Regions from separate parts of the Homo sapiens genome. Here regions 1 and 2 are each linked to region 3. Evidence: chromatin loops called from intact Hi-C (ENCODE). Cell type or tissue: PC-3. All regions are shown on one strand. Region 1 overlaps ATG7 (autophagy related 7). Region 2 overlaps HRH1 (histamine receptor H1). Region 3 overlaps ATG7 (autophagy related 7).

Region 1 (2,500 bases), 46 kb before region 3:
CAGTATTACGTGGCAAATAATCATCCAATATATGCTTGAACACTTCTGCTAATGGAGAACTCATTATCTCTCTGATCTATTTCCTGTTTGGACAATTCAAGCTATTAGTAATTTTTAAACTGCTGAAATTTATCTTACTATATAGCATCCATCCATTGGCCCTTTGTGCGAAAAGAGAGCTATTATTTCATTTCAACCTTTACTGAGCTCTTAATATGATCCAGGCACTGTGCTCAGTCCTGAAGAAAGATGAGTAAGACATGGTGCTTGTTTCAAGGATCTCCCAGCTATGATTTCTTGGAACCAAAGCAGTTGAGCTGCTAGTCTTTTATCTCTCTCTTTGTCTTCTTGCCATTGGGTTAGGACTTTTTTCTTTAATTATTTTAGTTATTTCTGTATTGTTTTATATACATAATACAAACTTTAAGAGGCAAAAAAGGTCATGCAGTGAAAATAAGTCTCCCCACACTCCTCTCTCCTCACCTCCTAGCAGCTTTCTTGGGAGGCAACCGCCACTGCACATTTCCTGTGGGGATTTGATCTTAAAAAACAAAAGATTTAGATCCATGTGGACAGAAACTTTTGGTAAGTACTCATTCAGTGACATTTTCTGAGCTCCTACTTGTGCTGAGTGTGACTGAGTTTTATTTTCATTAAAGTCTGAAATTTGCACCAAGTTTGGGTGGTAGACACAGCCCCGGGGGATTGTATTGGTTAACCACACACGCTGCTATTTCAGTTTAATCTTGACTGAACTTCTTGGCTACTGCAGGCTTTCTTACACCACTAGAGTTCTTGCTCATTACAGTGTTGAATCCCTATCAAAACCTTTCCTGTTTAATTGGCAGTGACACAATCCCATCTTGTGTAACTCAGGATGTTTCACATCCTGAAATAGTTTGAAATAAAATTGAAACACACTTACATTGATGCCTATGTTAATTTCTTTCCTTGACTGTGTCTGAATATAATGTTGAAGTGTGATAGAAACAATCCTTTATCTTTCTAAGCTAAGCAGAGGCCGAAGTTTCACTTGCACTGTCCAGGGTTATACAGGCAAGCCTTACTTTTTCAGGAAGTAGGTAATGTTTGGATTTAGATTAGTGACACATGAATAACTCTGTCTATGACTCACTTCCCCCCAAATTCCCCTCCGACCATTACTTCTTAAATCTTCCCTTCCAGCTTAAGCGCTGTAGTGATGTTACATAGACGTGTATGTTCCTAAGTGATACCTTTACCATAGATTGTCCTGTTTAGGTATTTCCAGAAGATTCCTCATCATGCTGATGTTGCTTAAGACTTTTCTGTTTTCAGCCTGTCATGGAACGGTTTCAGCAGCTCAACATCAACTATATCCTCTTATGAAATAGGCCCTTGGATTCTGTTCAGAATTTCCCTAAGGCCAAATAAGTCAGAAAATATTTGAAGGATGTGCCTCTTATGCAAATTACTTTTGTGCAATCATGGATCACTGCAGCCTCAACCTCCTGGTGGGCTCGAGCTATCTTCCTACCTCAGCTTCCCGAGTTGTTGGGACTACCGATGCGCCCTGCAATGCCCGGCAAATTTTAAAACTTTTTTTGTAGAAATGGGGTCTCACCATGTTGCCCAGGCTCGTCTCAAACTCCTGGGCTCAAGCGATCCTCCTGCCTCAGCCTCCCAAAGAGTTAGGATTATGGGCATGGACCACTGCACTGGGCCTTTTTTTTCTCTCTCTGTAAAAGTAGTTTATTTGTTCTGTTTACAAAGTACAGGGAAGGAATAAGGGCAATACCTGGAACCCCTTTGGTCGCACATCTTCCCAGTCTATGCTTCTATAAATAACGTTTGTACAACAGCAAACTCATATTGTCCCCATGTGTTTTCTCACATCCTGGTAGCTGCAGTCTATAGTATAGACCGGGTAGGAAATAGATGCCTGATTCACAGGGTAGGGCTCCCCTCCAATTAGTGTTCCAGCTCACTTTTGCTAATATTGAAACAGAAGTAACTAGTTGTTCTTAAAAACTCTCTCATGAACAAGTAGGTCATAAGCAAATTATGTCTGCACAACTCCTAGAATTGTTTCAAATAACTTTATAGAAAGGCAGTGACTAAGGCCCTTTCCTCTTTCCCATCTTTCTAAGTCCTAGGCTGCCTTCATTCAGCACCTGGACTGCCGCCTGGGTCCCCCACATCCCAGCGCGGTGATGGAGGAGGGGCAGGCCAGGCCAAGCATGAGGAATAAGCTGTCTTTACTGGGCTCAGACCAGGAGCCCATGGTCTTGAGGAACTCTGTATTTATCAGTTTTCTTCTCCACGTTCTCTTCCACCTGTTTCTGCAGCCTCATGGCCTGTTTTTACTTTTGGTAGTGGATCTTGGCCTTCTCCTTCCTCTTCTCCTCCAGGTAGCTGTCACTGCCTGGTACTTCCAGCCAACCTCATGAACCAGCCACCCCCAGGTAGGCAGACTTTATTTTAGGCTTCAGACGCACAACCTTGAAGGCACCAGGAACCA
Region 2 (2,500 bases), 98 kb before region 3:
CCCGGCTCCCTGCTAGGAATGGCGGGGACGCCACCCCAGCAAGGGGAGTTGAGTCACTTCATTACAGCTTGACAAGGGTGGAAGTCTTGGCTGCCCTCCCCACTTCACCTCATCTGGCTAGGACAGGAGCGGGGCACAGTGTTTTTCTATGGTGTTTGGCTGAAATAGAGCAGGTGTTGTCTAAAAGTTTTCTACTTTGCTAGGCAGCCTCTTTCCCAGTCCTTTGGCTGGACACAGCAGGCTTTTGTTTTGCCTGTGCCGATTGCCATTTCTGAGCTGCCAGCTACTTCAGGTCAAAATCTCTGATGTATGTGGCCAAAAAAAAGCCCAGGGAATTCATCACTGTGTCGCTCATTGGGCCCCAATGTTCCTCACTGCTTTGCCTTTGCCTCTCCACCTGTCAGAGTCTTCTTGTGTTTGCTTTAAATATAACATCCAGAGTTTTAGTTGTACTAAGCAGAATAGAGAAAGTACCTCTACTCAATCTTCCTGAAAGAAGACATCTCAATATGTTTTAAAAGCTTTTGACACAGTGGCTCACGCCTGTAATCTCAGCACTTTGGGAGACTGAGGCAAGTGGATCGTTTGAGACCAGCCTGGCCAACATGGTGAAACACTGTCTACTAAATACGTAAAAATTAGCCAGATGTGGTGGCAGGTGCCTGTAATCCCAGCAACCTGGGAGGCTGAGGCAGGAGAATCACTTGAACCAAGGAGGCGGAGGTTGCGGTGAGCTGAGATCGTGCCATTGCACTCCAGTCTGGGAGACAGAGCGAGACTCCGTCTCAAAACAAAACAAAACAAAACAAAGCTCTCAGGCAGGCAGAGTTGAGAATTACTGGTATAGGCTGGCACCTCCATGAGAATAGGAACTGTGTTCATCCGGTGGCTATCATAATATCTGTACCTGGCAAGAATATTCATCAGTGAAGATTTTGTGGATGGTTTGATGGAAGGAAGGGAGAATGAATGGATAGATAGATGAATGAATAAATGAATCATCTGTGATTATCAGAATAGAACTAGGAACCAGATCGAGTCACACTCATCTATGCCCCTATATATAAATAACTTCTATATATAAATATATAAATAACCCCTGTATATAAATACCCTGGCCCCAGAACCAGCAAGAGGGCTTGACCAGCAGGTGGTGCTAAAGAGCCCCAGGTGTGGGATGAGGTGGCAGCTGCAGGCAGGTGTCCATCAGGTCACTTGACTGAAAGAGACAAAAGTTACAGGAACTGGTAATCACCTGGGAGCTCTCTCTTATAAATGCCGCATCTGCCTCTCTTTTTCTCCTGCCAGCTCTTTTATTTAGTTCAATATCATCAATCACTTTTTTTTTCCTCAAGAAGAGAACAGCCTGAATGACTTTGGTCTTTGAAAGTGTATTTCTCAGAGTTTAATCTCCAAGGATTCGGAACAAAATGAACACATTATTCATCCTATCCTGAAATGATACTTGTGTGTGTGCTGGGTGTGGTGGTGTAATCACTGTGTCCTTGTCTCATGTTAGCACGGATATCCATATTTTCGAATTCCTTGGAATCTTTATTTAAAGCGTTTGTTTATTTTCCTCTTTTCACAGTGAAAAAGAGGATGATGTATTCACTGTATCCTTTTCTCACGTTAGCACGGATGTCCATGTTTTCAATTCCCTGGAATCTTTATTTAAAGTGTTTATTTATTTCCCTCTCTTCACAATGGAAAAGAGGATGGAGTGGGGGGAGTATGTGAAGTTCACTGGAAGGTCTTAGCAGATGGGTGCCACCTGGGCCTTTAAGTGAAACTTGCTCTTCAGTCACTCTGGGATCTCTTAGTGCAGGCACCAAGCCCTAAAAACTCCAGAAGCCTCTCTTTCCACATCATTAAAATGGGAGGCTGGGGGCAGAATTATTTTGGTGAGGTTACCAGCACGGTAAACGATTAAGGATTAAACGATTGAGGATTAAACGATGCAATATGGAAACTCTCCCAGCCTGATGCAATCCTGAAAATATTTCTTTTCTTTTTCTTTTCCTTTTTTTTTTTTTTTTTTTTTTTTTTTTTGAGATGGAGTCTTGCTCTGTCAACCAGGCTGGAGTGCAGTGGCGTGATCTCAGCTCACTGCAACCTCTACCTCCCAGGTTCAAGCAATTCTCCTGCCTCAGCCTCCCGAGTAGCTGGGATTACAAGCATGCGCCACCACGCCCTGCTAATTTTTTTGTATTTTTAGTAGAGACGGAGTTTCACCATATTGGCCAGGGTGGTCTCGAACTCCTGACCTTGTGATCTGCCCACCTCAGCCTCCCAAAGTGCTGGGATTGTAGGCGTGAGCCACTGCGCCCAGCCTCTCCCTTGCTTTTTGAGGTCAGAAAGTAAGAGATAACTGAGCTGGGCTTTTAATGCTGCCTTTGTTTGTTTGTTTGTTTGTTTGTTTGTTTTGCCATTTAGTGATAATATCCTTCAGTTTCCCTTTCCTGCACTTAGCTTTAAAAATCCCAGCCTGTCACACCAG
Region 3 (2,500 bases):
GAATATTTCTTACCCGGAATCCATGTCCTATGTCAAAGTCAGAGCACGATGTCTGGCACATCATAGGTGCTTAATAAATGTTATGTAAATTTCCTAGCTCACATAAAGCCCAGCACTTTTATACTTCTTGCCAGAATAATTCCTCATCTCTATGTGATTTATATGCTTTTCAGAGCACTTTCACAACATTTATTATTATTATTATTGAGGCAGAGTCTAGCTTTGTCACCCAGGCTGGAGTGCAGTGGCATGATCTCGACTCACTGCAACCTCCGCCTCCCAGGTTCAAGTGATTCTCCCTCCTCGGCCTCCCAAGAAGCTGGGATTACAGGAGCCCGCCACCATGCCCAGCTAATATTTGTATTTTTAGTAGAGACAGGTTTCACCATGTTGGTCAGGCCAGTCTTGAACTCCTGACCTCAAGTGATCCACCCACCTTGGCCTCCCAAAGTGCTGGGATTACAGGCATGAGTCACTGAGCCTGGCCTCATATATATTATTTAGCTTGTTCCTTATATCATCCTCATGGTTCCAAGGCACATTTCTTTCCTTATGCCATAGATATGCCTTAAAATGTGTGTGTGTGTGATGGGGGAGGTGGTGTCAAAATCTCTTCCAAGGCCAGGCGCCGTGGGTTATGCCTGTAATCCCAGCACTTTGGGAGGCCGAGGCGGGTGGATCACCTGAGGTCAGGAGTTCGAGATTGGCCTGGCCGATATGGCGAAACCCCGTCTCTACTAAAAATACAAAAATGAGCTACGTGTGGTGGCGGGCGTCTGTAATCCCAGCTCTCAGGAGGCTGAGGCAGAAGAATCGCTTGAACCTGGGAGGTGGAGGTGTAGTGAGCCGACTGCACTGCTGCACTCCAGCCTGGGTGACAGAGCAAGACTCTGTCTCAAAAAAAAAAAAAAAAAAAAAAATCTCTTCTGAGATATCTTTTCTAGAGTGCTACAGTCAGAAGGATTCAGGATTGGCCCACATGACATTTTTTCAGCGATTCTATGCTCTAACACAGATGTCTTTACACAATTCGCTGAAAGATTGACAGAGTACTTCTGCTTGATCAAAGGACGATGCTGCTTTTCAGTTTAGAGCCTTTGCCTTTCTGCTGTTTTTAGATATTTGCATTGGATGTAGCACCCTCTCCTGGCAAATTCTAAAATAGCTCCTGTGTAATGTTAACTTACATGCTATACCTTTGTTTTATTAAACCACACTTAAAGATAGTCGCAGGGGTGTCCAATCTTTTGGCTTCCTTGGGCCACACTGGAAGAAGAATTGTCTTGGACCACACATAAAATACACTAACACTAATGATAGCTGATGAGCTAAAAAACAAATGCAAAAAAACTCAATGTTTTAAGAAAGTTTATGAATTTGTGTTGGGCCACACTCAAAGCTGTCCTGGGCCATGGGTTGGACAAGCGTGGTCTTAGGGAATGAGGTGAGAGTTAGCTAAAAAGTAATGTGGGTCTGGTCTGTGTGTCTGACAAGCTGCCAGGCACCTTCCATGGGGTAATCACTTAATTCTGCCAACCACTCTGCAGAGAGGCAGTTTTCTTTCCACTTTTATGACAAAGTCACTGAGTTATTCTTACATCCTACTCTCTATGATAAGGCTCATGCTTGATGATGCTGACATTTTTTTTGCTTTTTTTGAGACAGAGTCTTGCCCTGTCGCTTGAGGCTCGAGTGCAATGGCACGATCTCGGCTCACTGCAACCTCCGCCTCCTGGGTTCAAGCGATTCTCCAGACTCAGCCTCCCGAGTGGCTGGGATTACAGTCGCGTGCCACCACGCCTTGCTAAGTTTTTGTATCTTTAGTAGAGTCGGGGTTTCACTGTGTTGGCCAGGCTGGTCTCGAACCCCTAATCTCATGATCCACCCGCCTCGGCCTCCCAAAGTGCAGGGATTACAGATCCACCCGCCTCGGCCTCCCAAAGTGCTGGGACTACAGGCATGAGCCACTGTGCCCGGTCATTTTTTTTTTTTTTTTTTTTTTTGAGACAGTCTCGCTCTGTTGCCCAGACTGGAGTGCAGTGGCAGGATCTCAGCTTACTGCAATCCTGGGTTCAAAAGCAATTCTTCTGCCTCAGCCTCCTGAGTAGCTGGGACTACAGGTACACGCCGCCACACATGGCTATTTTTTTTGTATTTTAGTAGAGACGGGGTTTCACCGTGTACCCAGGCTGGTCTTGAACTCCTGAGCTCGGGCAATCTGCCTGCCTCAGCCTCCCAAGGTGCTAGGATTACAGGCGTGAGTCACACGTCCAGCCGATGCTGACATTTAAACTCAGGAACCACACCGTACATTTCCATTTGAAAAAGGTTTTCTGTCGTCCACTAATGCCTTTAACACATCTTCTTAATGCCTGATATTAAATGTAGATTATTTAGCTTAGGAAAGGCAAATGAATTTCCTGTTTTTCATGTAAATTAATATGTTCCCTCTTAGCTGTAAATAAAACTTTATGGTAAATACAACTTCATAAAGAATTTT

The links. Hi-C counts contacts between places; a loop is a spot of excess contacts. Peaks named below come from ENCODE experiments on the same cell type or tissue, not always from the same donor. Only the 100,000 strongest peaks of a DNase experiment are listed, where the experiment ranks them.
Region 1: a loop joins it to region 3, with 2.1 times the contacts of the local background. A loop is called at or near these places in 8 of 110 quality-filtered maps.
Region 2: a loop joins it to region 3, with 21 times the contacts of the local background. A loop is called at or near these places in 72 of 110 quality-filtered maps.

The regions. Positions count from the first base shown.
Region 1 is chr3:11,288,156-11,290,655 of GRCh38, forward strand. The region is part of intron 3 of ATG7 (autophagy related 7); the gene reads left to right. It also overlaps the pseudogene RPL13AP27. Among named protein-coding and RNA genes, the nearest start is that of ATG7, 17 kb to the left of the region's middle. RefSeq lists an enhancer at 423-1,622 and a silencer at 1,882-1,931. In PC-3, no CTCF peak of the experiment used is centred here; DNase peaks (open chromatin) are centred at 776 and 1,216; H3K4me3 peaks cover 1,558 bases; H3K27ac peaks cover 2,500 bases.
Region 2 is chr3:11,235,642-11,238,141 of GRCh38, forward strand. All of the region lies in intron 1 of HRH1 (histamine receptor H1), which reads left to right. Among named protein-coding and RNA genes, the nearest start is that of ATG7, 36 kb to the right of the region's middle. In PC-3, a CTCF peak has its summit at 1,157 (motif pointing right); a DNase peak (open chromatin) is centred at 1,160; H3K4me3 peaks cover 214 bases; H3K27ac peaks cover 1,221 bases.
Region 3 is chr3:11,334,057-11,336,556 of GRCh38, forward strand. The region is part of intron 11 of ATG7 (autophagy related 7); the gene reads left to right. Among named protein-coding and RNA genes, the nearest start is that of ATG7, 63 kb to the left of the region's middle. In PC-3, CTCF peaks have their summits at 1,142 (motif pointing left) and 1,345; a DNase peak (open chromatin) is centred at 1,115.